Linked DNA regions of Homo sapiens: regions 1 and 3 are each linked to region 2. A link is a contact called in ENCODE Hi-C data. All regions are on one chromosome and are shown on one strand. The core of a region is the stretch at or near the end of the contact, and the rest is flanking DNA. Distances in the headings are between cores, read along the strand shown. Region 1 overlaps MAP3K5 (mitogen-activated protein kinase kinase kinase 5). Region 2 overlaps STX7 (syntaxin 7). Region 3 has its middle 59 kb from the start of IL20RA.

Region 1 (3,848 bases), core at 383-2,882, 4.3 Mb before region 2:
GGTGGGAAGTGGAAGTTGGCTTGGGTTCTGGCTTTACCTGCAGCTTCCATGGTTTTATGCTGTACCAGATAGATTCTTGCACACCTCATGACCTGTGGTGCAGCTGGGATGGCTCTTTGGGAGTTGGGACAATTTCTTGGAATATGTATAATCCAAGCAAGTCCACAAATTATGTTCCTAGTGCAGGAATGGAAACTGTATATTTTATGACAAAATTTAGACTGTGGATCTGGGAGACCTGTGGTGTTTAATCTTGGCTCTGCCACTTACTATTTCTGTGTTCTTGCTTCTCTAAGCCTTAGTTTTCTCATCTATAAGGTGGAGATAAAAGCAGTTACTGCCGGGCAAAGTGGCTCACACCTGTAATCCCAGCACTTTGGGAGGTGGAGGCGGGCAGATCACCTGAGGTCAGGAGTTCGAGACCAGCCTGGTCAACATGGTGAAACCCTGTCTCTACTAAAAATACAAAAAAAAAAAAAAAAAAAAAATTAGCCAGGCATGGTGGTGGGCACTTGTAATCCCAGCTACTTGGGAGGCTGAGGCAGGAGATTTGCTTGAACCCAAGAGGTGGAGGTTGCAGTGAGCCGAGATGGCGCCACTGTATTCCAGCCTGGGCGACAGAGCGAGACTCTGTCTCAAAAAAATAAAAAAATAAAAAAAGATAAAAATAAACAAATAAAAAATAAATACATAAATAAGTTAAATTAGCTGCTCACGGTGGTGTTTGCCTGTAGTTCCAGTTACTCAGGAGGTGGAGGTGGGAGGATGTCCTGAGTGTAGGAGTTTGAGGTTAAAGTGAGCTGTGTTTGCACACTGCATACCAAGCAGGGTAACAGAGTAAGACCCCAAAGACCTCTAAAGAAAACAGTTTCTGCTTTATAAGTATAGGCTTATTGAGAAAGTTAAATGAGATCATGCACGTAAGGAATTATGCACAGCGCTTGGCAGGTCATAGATTGCTGGAAGAAAAAGGACTTCAGAGTTTGTATAACCCATCATCTTATCTGATGCATGAATCTACCAAGAGGCTTTTAGATGTGCTTTTATTATGTTTCTGTACTGTCTTATACATTTGATTGGGGGAATCTAATGATGACTTCCTAATTTTTGTTAGGATACTGTATAAAAAGTTCTCCATTGCCGCACATTGGTGGCTACATGATAGAAGAGCATGATCCTGAAAACACACATGGTAATACTGATCCCCAAAGCAGATACATGTTCAGAGAGCTGAGAATTGACCCCGCAGAGTCACTTGTCCCAGCTTCTGAGATGCAGTGAGACAAACACATCAATTAGGGCCAGGAAGTGTGCCTTGAGTTTCAGTTCTGCCTCTTACATAATCTCTCTGCCATGAGAAAGCTGATGTCTTAGCATAGTTTTGAGCATTAACTGAGAAAATATATATTAAAGAAGCAGGCCTATAGTGGGTGCTTTGCTAAAATTTATATATTCACAGTGTGGACTTGTGATTTTGAGAGGTCTGCGTTTCATTTTTCTGTTGCGGCATAACCACAAAAAAGTGTAGTGGCTTCAAACAACAACCTGTTATTATCTCTCACAATTTAGTGGGTTGAGTGGGTTCAGCTGTGTGACTCTTCTGTTTCACATAAACTTGGTTGGGTCTGAAGCCATCTGGGGGTTTGACAAAGCTGGAACATCCAATAAGGTTCATTCCCATGACTGGAAGGTGGTGTGGGCTGTTGGGCCTCAGTTCTTTTCCATGTGGCCTCTCCACATGACCCGGTTGGACTTCTCTCATGGTATCTGTGTTCTGAGAGGGAGCATTCTATGAGTGAATGTTCCAAGAAGAAGGACATGGAAGCTATCAGTCTGTTAGGTTTTGATCTCGAAATTCTCAGAACATTATTTTTGTCTGCATCCTATTGGTAAAAGCAGTTACAGCACCAACTCAGTCTCAAGGGAAGGGGGGTAACTGAATGGGAGAAGGGGCATATGCATGCACAGGGGTAAGGACTTGATGGGGGCCATCTTTGGAAACATCTACCATGGTCTGAACATTCTTGCATATGTCATCTGGGTGTGCACATGTACAGGTGGCTGGCTGATCAGCAGGGCAGTAGCTTAGTCCATTTTCTGTTGCTTAAACAGGATTTCTGAAACTGAGTAATTTATGAGAAATGAAATTTATTTTGTACTGTTCTGGAGGTGGAGAAGTCCAAGGTCAAGGGGGCGCATCTGGTGAGAGCTTCCTTGTTGGTGGGTACTCTCTGCAGAGTCTCAAGGTGGTGCAGAGTATCACATGGCAAGGAGGCTAGCTTAGGTCTCATTTCCTCTTTAGTCACCAGTCCCACTCCTGCGATAACCTGTTAATGGATTAATCCATTCATGAGAGCAGAGCCATCATGACCCAGTCACCTCCTAGAGGCCCCACCTCTCAATACGCCCATATTGGAGATTAAATTTCACCATGACACTTGGAGGGGACAACTGTTCAAACCACAGCAGTAGCTCTGTGCCTGTTTTGCATCCATCAGATAGCCAAGTCATAGAGGGAAACTGAGGCCTTGAGAACAGTCATCAGATTTTGAAAAAGTAGCAATTGAAATTCAAAATAGAAGGTACCTGAATAGATTCAGCAAGAATAAGCTTTGCGTGAAAACTTTTTTTTCCCTCTGTAAATTTTCAGTTTCTATAGATAGGGTGGGTAGAAAACACACTGTCAGAATACTGCACCTGAGACTTTTTGCTAACCAGTCAGAAGAGCATATGCTTGTAAACTGACCTGTTTCCCCACATCTTTGGGCATATTGAGATTAAATGGTTGAACAGAGACAAGACAGCTAAAGATCTACCCTGCTGATGTTTGAAGTAGAGAAGGCAATGAACAATCTTGTAAAAATCCTGTTTACTCATCCAAGACTTCATCTTAGATGACTAGTTATGCAGGAAAACAGAGATGGTTACCTTTTAAAAAGATACACCAGGAGTTTGAGACCAGCCTGGGCAACATAGTGATGCCCCGTCTCTACAAAAAAATGAAAAAATTAGCTGGGCATGGTGGCGTGCACCTGTGGTCCCAGCTATTTGAGAGGCTGAGGTGGGAGGACGGCTTGAGCCTGGGAGGTGGAGGTTGCAGTGATCTGTGCCACTGCACTCCAGCCTGGGTGACTGAGTGAGAGCCTGTCTCAAAATAAATGAATAAGTAAATAATATAAAGTAAATAAAAGATACATAATGCTAACATGCATCCGGTATGTATTATTTCATTGCAGCCTTGGAAATAGGCAGCATTTGCCATTTTTATTCTCTAGCTGTGAAGAGGGCAAGGCAATGAAGGGGTGGATTCACAGAGAGTACAAGGGTAGCAATGGTGCTAGAAACCTCCAGGAGACTGGGAGGAGGAAGGGGGAGAGGACTTTCCCCAGGGGCAATGCAGACATTGGCATGTGGTTTGTGGACTGCTTTAATTCACCTGCAACCTGCCTGTCCCTAGAGGAGCTTGCAGCAAGCATTATAGTTTCCAGATAAAGACAGAGGACAGGAAGTGTACTTTCCCTGGTATAATTTCCCTCGGTGCTTTACCCTGTTTAATTCCACTTGGCTTTAGAAACTCAACTAGGAGTTTATTTTTCTTTTTATACTTTTCTTGAACTAAGCTCTCTTCCCCCCTTACCCTCACACACTCACTGTCTTATTTCTGATGCTGCCCATTGCTGAACCAGTTGAGGCACATGAGCCACCCTCTCTCCCTAATCTTTGTCCATGGAACACCTGAGGGTCATGTGCAAGCATGGGCAGACAGCTCTTGGCTGTGTATCCTATCAAATGTACTGTCTATATTTGGAAAAAGCATGGATTCCTCTACTTGGTGAACAAAACATTTA
Region 2 (3,817 bases), core at 169-2,668:
TTTTGATTTTGTTTTTATTTTTTGCTAGGATGAACAATGCTTCCCAGAACATTCTTATATGTTCTTTTGGTGCATGTATGTGAAGGAATTGGGTTACTGGCTCATAGGATATGTTTATGTTCAGCTTTTGTGGATAACAGCTAAACAGTGTCCTAAAGTGGTTGTACCAGATATGAGTACAGCCAGTGTATCAGAGTTTGTGCTGCTCAAAGTCCTTGTCAACATTTGATGTTTACAGCTTTTTATTCATTTTAGTCATAGGTTTCTCATGATTTACTTTGCAATTCTCTGATTAGAATCAGAGTTTTTAGAGTGTAGCTGAGCTAAAGAAATCAATGAGATAATCGGAAACATTTCTAATCAAGCAAGCTGTATGTGATTGCATGTACATTTCCTGAAATCAGATCCAAATAGCGGTGTGACCTTGAGTAAGCTCTCGAACCTTCCAAGACATGGTTTTCTCATGTGTATTTTCTGTGGGCTAGGTTATGGTCTCTTCAAACTTTAACAGGCAATAATTCTAACCAAAGTTTTTTAAGAGTCCCGAAACTCTTCTAACAGGTACAAGATTATTCTATGTTTTGTTAAGAGGCTGATTGCCATATCTGAATCCATAATGCATGCTCATAAAATCCCATAATTGAAGAAGCCATCACACTCAAGACTAGCTAGAGTTCCACCAAGGCTTATGTATTATTTTTAAGTGTTAGGAGATGGGAAAGCTGGGGCACAGAGGTTTGTATCCTGTCAGAATTAACAAAATTTTGTATTGAAGGAAATTGGTGAATAGAAATGAGAATAGCTATGAAACACAGTCCTTGAGATAAAAATTTCCCTAACTCCTAAATAACATAGTAAGCCTTTCCACTAGTGCTAATGTGAATTCTCGCATTTGAGTATTTTTTTTTAAAATAATAACCTGAAAGAGGAAGATGTAGTGTGGCTAAAGTTGGAAAGTGAATAAAACAGATATATTGGAAACATAAAATCTACTCATCAGAATTTATGAGTATAGAAGTTTCTGCTAAAATATGCATCATGTATCACATGGGCTTGTGGATGTGTGTTTTTTCCAGAAAATTTGGAAAGACAGAACCTTCTAGGGGCACATAAAGTATGAACGTAAGCTTTTAAGTGCTAAGAGAAGGTGACTGAAAAATATTTTTGTTGAATCTTCACTTGTTTCATTTTTAATCATCTCTCCTACAGATTAAAGGTATTAGTTCAGCATAGACTTTAGTTTAAAATCGAAACAGATGTTTTTGGTTTCTCTGTGTTATAATTAGCTTCCTATGCTGCAAGTATACTTTTCAAAATTGTTTATTAAGAATTGGTGCATGGCTCCTGTCCCCATAAGGTTCTTTGAGATGAAATTAAAAGTCTATGTAAAAGTGTGAGCCCTTTTGTTACTTTTAGAATGATCACAGTTCTTTTAATTAGTTAGGGTCTGGTGAAGGGGACACTTGTTTTTGCATTTTAACACATGACTGCACAAAAGGGAAGCTAATATTATCACTTTTTTTTTTGGTGCCAGGGCAAATATTTTTTTAAAAAAGGAGCTCCAGTCCTGAGAAATTAATGAATTTACTGGAACCATATATTTACTCAGGAATTAAGAATGTTTCCTTTTTTTCTGGGGTAATCTGTTGGTGGGATGGGAAGGCAGTTTATTAAAGGAAAAAGAGTTGAAAAATTGTTGCTTCCCTCCTCCTAAAATGCTGTTTGAAATATTTATGTCTAAGATTGCACATCTGAAAATGTGGTTGGATGGTTTTTTCCCCCACTTAGAGGAGAAAAACTTCAGTAGTTTTTATTTCATTGTGATTTTCTTCATGCCTAAGGTGCTAACATAAAACAGAGATAGATGTGAAAGTTGCTATCTTGTCCAAGGAAATTTTAACAGAGTGTGACAACTTTTCTTCTCTTCAGTGACTTTTCCTTTATGACTGAACATGGTGTTTATGGCCGGATATGAGTGAATTCTTTGTTTTATGAACTAAATCTTTAAGATGTGGCTCCAAGATGCTTCAAGGAGCTTTATCCCTCACTCTCCTATCTGTGAACCATACATATGCTTCTGCCCTGAACATGAACTTTCTTACCCTTGGTTCCAACCCCAAACCATAGTAATGGGTGTCTTCACTCCCTCTGTTTAATCTAAGTGTAAATCTTAGTGGTTCTACCGGTCAGATCTGTCTGTGTCTCTCCATCTCTGCCATTACCACATATGCTCAAGCTGCTGCTATTTCTTTGGATGACTGCAGTCTCCAAATTGTTCTCCTCACTTCCATTCCTGCCTCTTTCCGTCTTCTCCAAATAGTTGCCAAGGTAAACCTGTAAAACTGTAAATCAGATCATGTCATCCTATAGCTTGAAAGGCAACAGTTAAATTCTGTGGCTTTTATAATCAGATATAAATCCCCACCATGCCCCACAATATCCTCAAGATCTGATCCCTGCCCCCACTTGTCAACTACCACTCTCTCCCATGGTGCTGCTCTGCTGCTCCACATTCCACCAGGTAGATCTTCTTTCTGCTTAGTGAACAGTCAGCTCATCCTCACCTCAGGGCCTTTGCACTTGCTCCTCTTCTGCTTCAGACATCTTCCCAGATCTACATGTAACTGGTTTCTTTCTGGCATTCAGGTCTTAGGGCCCAAAGCTCACTTGTTTAGCAATGTCTTCCCTGCCTTATCATTTTGCTTCCTCCAGTCATTCTTTTTCTCATTAACCTGTTTTGTTTTTATATTGCCTTTTATCAGTAAATTAAAGTACTATTATTGTTTACTTATTTTTTTACTTTCCTACTAAAACCTTGGCCCCCAGAGATAAAGGGCTCATGTCTTGGCTACAGAAGTATTTACACATAATTTTATTCGTTCATTTTTTAATGAAATTGAGATCACACTATACAGGTTTTTTGGTGCTTACTTTTTTTTTCTCTTGTTATTGGTTGCTTACTTTTTTATGTGGTTATGCCATTAAATGATTTTAATTAATCCTTCATTAACAGACATTTTATCCTAAGTGTATATGTTTAAAAACCTGAGAACCTAACCATTTGTGGTGCCTCCACAAATGAATCCTCTGAGTTCTCTGTAGATAAAGTGTCATGGTGACCATGTGATAAAAATCCTCATGTGTATGTTTTGATACTACATTTATTTAAGAATTTCTATAATAATGACTAGTTATTTTCCAACATGATCTATGCTCAGTAATTGTATGACAGGGTAGTTTCTCTTTGATTACACATATTCATGGTTAGTTGTGTAGTGGCTACTCAACTGCCCTGTGAGGCTGTCCCTCTGTACATTTTGGTTGATTTGGTGCTGAAGTAGGAATCGAACAGTATAAGTTAAGCTTGGCATTTAGTTTTGGTTTCCTGTAGTGATTTTGGCAATTATGGTCCTCATCTCTTTGATCCCTTTTTGTTGTTTTCACCAATTACTGAACAATGTTTTTATTAAACAGTGTATTAGTCCATTCTCACATTGCTAATAAAGACATACCTGAGACTGGGTAGCTTATAAAGAAAAAGAGGTGTAATGGATCACATTTCCACATGGCTGGGGAGGCCTCACAATCATGGCGGAAGACGAAGGAAAAGCATGGGGACTTCTTACATGGCCATGGGCAAGAGAGGACTTGTGCAGGGGAGCTCCCCTTTATAAATCCATCAGATCTCATGAGACTTATTCACTATCATGAGAACAGCACAGGAATGACCACCCTCATGATCCAATTATCTCCCACTGGGTCCCTCTCACAACATGTGGGAGTTGTGGGAGCTACAATTCAAGATGTGGTTTGGGTG
Region 3 (3,858 bases), core at 1,225-3,724, 4.6 Mb before region 2:
AAGCCAATTTTTTTTTTTTCAGATAGCTTCAAGGTACCTACGATTCAAACAGGAAAGAAAAGTGTGTCAAACCTACAAGCCAGGAAATAGGTCAGCCTGAATATCCACGTGCAGAAAAGAACATTGAGAGTGGTCAGTGGCCCAGGTACTGACTGGAAGTAAGCAGACCCAAAGCCAACTGAGTTCTTAATCAGAAGCAGTGTTTTGGTAAAAAACCCTGGTGAATAAGACATTCAATAAGTCACATGAGTATGATGGGCTCAGAAGGCAAACCCAAATCTGGATGTGTCTCCCCCATTGAGGACAAATCACTGCCCCCTCCAAGATGTTCACGGGCTGCTTCCTGCCATTGACTGACGGGACACTCAGGCCTGCAGCAGCCAAGTCAGCCTCAGTGAGAGGAGGCCTATTCTTCTGAGCCATGTGGGACCCCTGACCTTACTGCACAGACATTTGCTCACGAGCACATTGAGAAAATGCCAGAGTGTGAAACTGAGTAGGTCACATGTCCACAGAACAGGTCACCTTGTCCATTGATCCTTGACATCCTGCAGTTTTATTTGTGCTGTAAGGTTGGATCCAGTCTTGCTATGCTCCTCCTGCTTCATGGTTTAATGGTCCAGAGAAGACCCATTCATGATGAGAAGTATGGGCCACATGGTCACAGGGCACCCCAGGGTCAGGCTTTTAGCCTCCCTCAGAGACCACTAATAAGCCAACAGATGTTTTCCAGAATGAGACTAGTTATTTCCTGAAGAGGGTAGGATTTTAGTCCAAAACCCTGGAAGCCATGGCCGTGTGTCTACTGTCAGGGTTTGCCACCAACTTCCTGCTTGGTCTCCTCTCTAGTGTTACCTCTTCCATCTAACTTTCATATTACAGCCAGAGTGATGTTTCTAAAACTGAAATCTGGCCCTGGCTAAAATCTGATCATTAATTTGTACATCTTTAATAAGCATCAATTATGTGCCTGTTCTAGGTCTCGAGAATTCAGCAGGGACAAAGTAGAGGGCCCTTGTTTTATCCTTTGAATCTGTAAAAGAAGCTAACCTCATAATGTGACATGAGGGGCACTAGCCCTGCAATGGCGGCAAAATTTCACCATTAGACTTTCATTCTTTGAACAAAGCTGTTTATCTTATTCTAAAATGCAAATGTGCTTGAGCACAGTAAAGCTTTGTCATTCATGGTCATAAACAATTTTGGGTAAATTTATTTATATGATGAGTTCCAATATGACAACCCAAGCTTATCTAGATGAGTTTTGTGGCATCCTTGATAGGGGCTTTTATAGACAGGAAAAATTACTAAGGGGATACTGTGATTTTCTTAAATTAATACTTTATTTATTAAAATTACAAATTTAAATTCCTCATTATTCCTTGAATTTTTAAGTCCAACTCATAAACCTTATTACTTTGTTTATGAATCTGGCAACTTTTAACCATCACTTTTAAGTGGCCTTTTATACTTTAATTGAATTAGTTTAAATATTTAAAAACTTGATTTTTTTTACCCTTTTTGAATACTTCAATTGTGCAACAAAAAAGTTCAAGAACTGTAAGATATCTAAGCCTTTACCCTACCTGGAAACTAACTAATTGACTTGTCAGTGTTTCTTAGATGCTGGCAGAAGACATGAGACTCTTGGATCAGAGACAAAGGGCTTTAATACTCACAGCAATAGCTTTAACCAGAGTGTCATTCTTTTGCATCAGTCCACTTTTTGTTAGGTCTGGAATAGGACCCAAATACAATGTGATGAATAAATTTAATGTGGTACCCTAAATGGGATCCAGGTACAGAAAAGAAAAAAAAGGACATTAAGTAAAAACTAAATAAAGCATGGACTTTAGTTAACAATAATGTATCAATTAATTTAGTTCATTATTTATGACAAATGTACTATACTAATATAAGATTTTAACAATAGGGGAAACCAGGCGTGGGGTATATATATGAGAACTCTCTGTACTATCTTCATAATTATTTTGAAAATTTGAAAATATTCTTAGTTTTTTTAAGTTGAGCAAGTGAAAAATATTAGATAAAACGACAATACATATTGTACTTGAATTTAGAAACATTGTGAAAATTATAGCCAAATGACTGAAGTTTGGGAACACTGGTTTTGAGAATAACAGGGATGGCTGAACTATGCTGAACCCTTGATCCTTCCCACCAGTGTGACAGGAAGATGTGTGATTACACCACAGTACTATCTACCCACAGCTTACAATTTCAGATGGTTATTCCACAGCACTAAGTAGAAGACTCTTTCATGAACCATCCTGAGAATGGGCAGGCACTAACCACCAAAAGCAGAGCTGAAACTTCTCTGAGAGTGAGACATGTCTTTCTTTAGAGGAACTGGGGCTTCTTGGTGGCTGGGTTCTCAGGGGATTTCTTAGTGGAGAGTTACTATAAACATCTAAGCTCTGGTTTACCACAAAGGTTTGGCCCTTCAGACACCTGGTGTCTTTTAGCAGCACCCTCAGCAAACATGAGTCCTTGTCTACAGATAAGACCTCAGGCTCAGAGAATAGGGATTGGAAGCTGAGGATCACACCACTGATGGCCCATTCTCAGGAGCCCTCTACCATCTCTCTTCTCACCCTGTTCACAATCACCTAGGGATTGTAGCACTTGTCCCCCTCCCCAACTTCAACACCCAAGGTCCCAAAGTGATAGACAGAGTGCCAACATTCCTTATCTGTAAAATAGAGGATAACAGGAGAGAGATGGTCTACATCAGCAAGTCTGGAGTTTTAGCCTATGCAATAATTGTCTGGAAGGCTTGTGAAAACACAGGGAACTGGGCCCCACCTCCAGAGTTCCTTTTTCATAGAGTCAGTAATTTGCATTTCTAACAAATCCCAGGTGACACTGATGCTCTGGTTGGGAGCTGCACTTTGAGAACCACTGGTTTAAATGATCTCAGGGGCATCTTTCAACTTTCATAGTCATTAAATCCATGTGTCTCAGACTCATGTGATCATGAGACTCACCCAGAGTCTTGGTTAAATGCACAGATCAGCAGGCCCCACCCCAAACTTTCTGACTCAGAATTACAAGATGAGCAGCCCAGGTGATTCTTATGATCAGAGGAATTTGGGAATCTTTATAATACCAAAAGCCAGCGCACCATCAGTGAATACGGTCTTTGAGCAGGACATGGTGAGAAATTGAGGGCATTCAAACATGGCACACAGGCCCAGGAGAAATGAGTAAAGCTGAAGGAGGGGGTGAGAAGGGATCAACAGGGTCAAAGTTTTGCCCTGACCCTTGCCCATGGCACGCATAGCACTGCAAAAATCATCTCAACCACTGGACATGAGCCTTTGCTACTCCACTGTCCATTAGATGGGGAGGGAAGGAGGCTCAAGGGGATACAAATGGCCAAGGTGATGCTGGGTCAAAGGGCAACTTCAGAAGGTCATAAATGTAACATTCATTGAGTGTTTTGGCCTTAAATTCATTTATATGATGAGTTCTAATATGACAGCAGCCTAAGCTTGTCTATGAGTTTTATGGCATCCTTGACAGTCGCATTTGTACACAAACAGGTCAACCCACGAGCATGGTGTACTGGGAGGGCTGGAAGGGCTAGAATGGCAGTGCCCATCAAAATACAGCTCAAAGACCCCAGTCATTTTCCCAACAGAAAACAATACCCAATTAAGCTGGAAGCAAGAAAGGGCATAGTGTCTGTAGTTAAGGGGTTGCTTGCCCGTGGACTTCTGAAATCCTGTAATTCTCCCTGTAATACCCTCATTTTGACCATTTTGAAGCCTTTGGGGGAATACCATATGGTACAGGAGCTCAGGGCAATGAATGAGGTCGTGATCCCAGCCCACC

What was found. A loop is a pair of places that touch in the nucleus more often than their neighbours do. Pooled maps may share reads with other maps.
Region 1: a map with no recorded cell type shows a loop between it and region 2 (22-fold over the local background). The contact joins two enhancer-like sites. A Hi-C loop is called at or near these places in 2 of 37 single-sample maps with no recorded cell type and 4 of 50 pooled maps.
Region 3: a loop to region 2 is called in a map with no recorded cell type, with 9 times the contacts of the local background. The contact joins two enhancer-like sites. A Hi-C loop is called at or near these places in 2 of 37 single-sample maps with no recorded cell type and 3 of 50 pooled maps.

Annotation. Positions count from the first base shown.
Region 1 is chr6:136,762,320-136,766,167 of GRCh38, reverse strand. The region is part of intron 1 of MAP3K5 (mitogen-activated protein kinase kinase kinase 5); the gene reads left to right. LOC124901410 (a long non-coding RNA gene) reads right to left here. Exons shown (of 2, transcript XR_007059786.1): 2 at 2,129-2,327. Among named protein-coding and RNA genes, the nearest start is that of MAP3K5-AS2, 20 kb to the left of the region's middle. RefSeq lists enhancers at 1,389-1,438, 2,109-2,218, 2,499-2,548. Within about 2 kb of position 1,632, at least 7 of the 41 ENCODE cell types and tissues checked have a DNase peak (open chromatin) inside an H3K27ac peak, as active enhancers do.
Region 2 is chr6:132,493,357-132,497,173 of GRCh38, reverse strand. All of the region lies in intron 2 of STX7 (syntaxin 7), which reads left to right. Among named protein-coding and RNA genes, the nearest start is that of STX7, 18 kb to the left of the region's middle. Within about 2 kb of position 1,418, at least 3 of the 41 ENCODE cell types and tissues checked have a DNase peak (open chromatin) inside an H3K27ac peak, as active enhancers do.
Region 3 is chr6:137,101,732-137,105,589 of GRCh38, reverse strand. No RefSeq gene overlaps it. Among named protein-coding and RNA genes, the nearest start is that of IL20RA, 59 kb to the right of the region's middle. Within about 2 kb of position 2,474, at least 5 of the 41 ENCODE cell types and tissues checked have a DNase peak (open chromatin) inside an H3K27ac peak, as active enhancers do.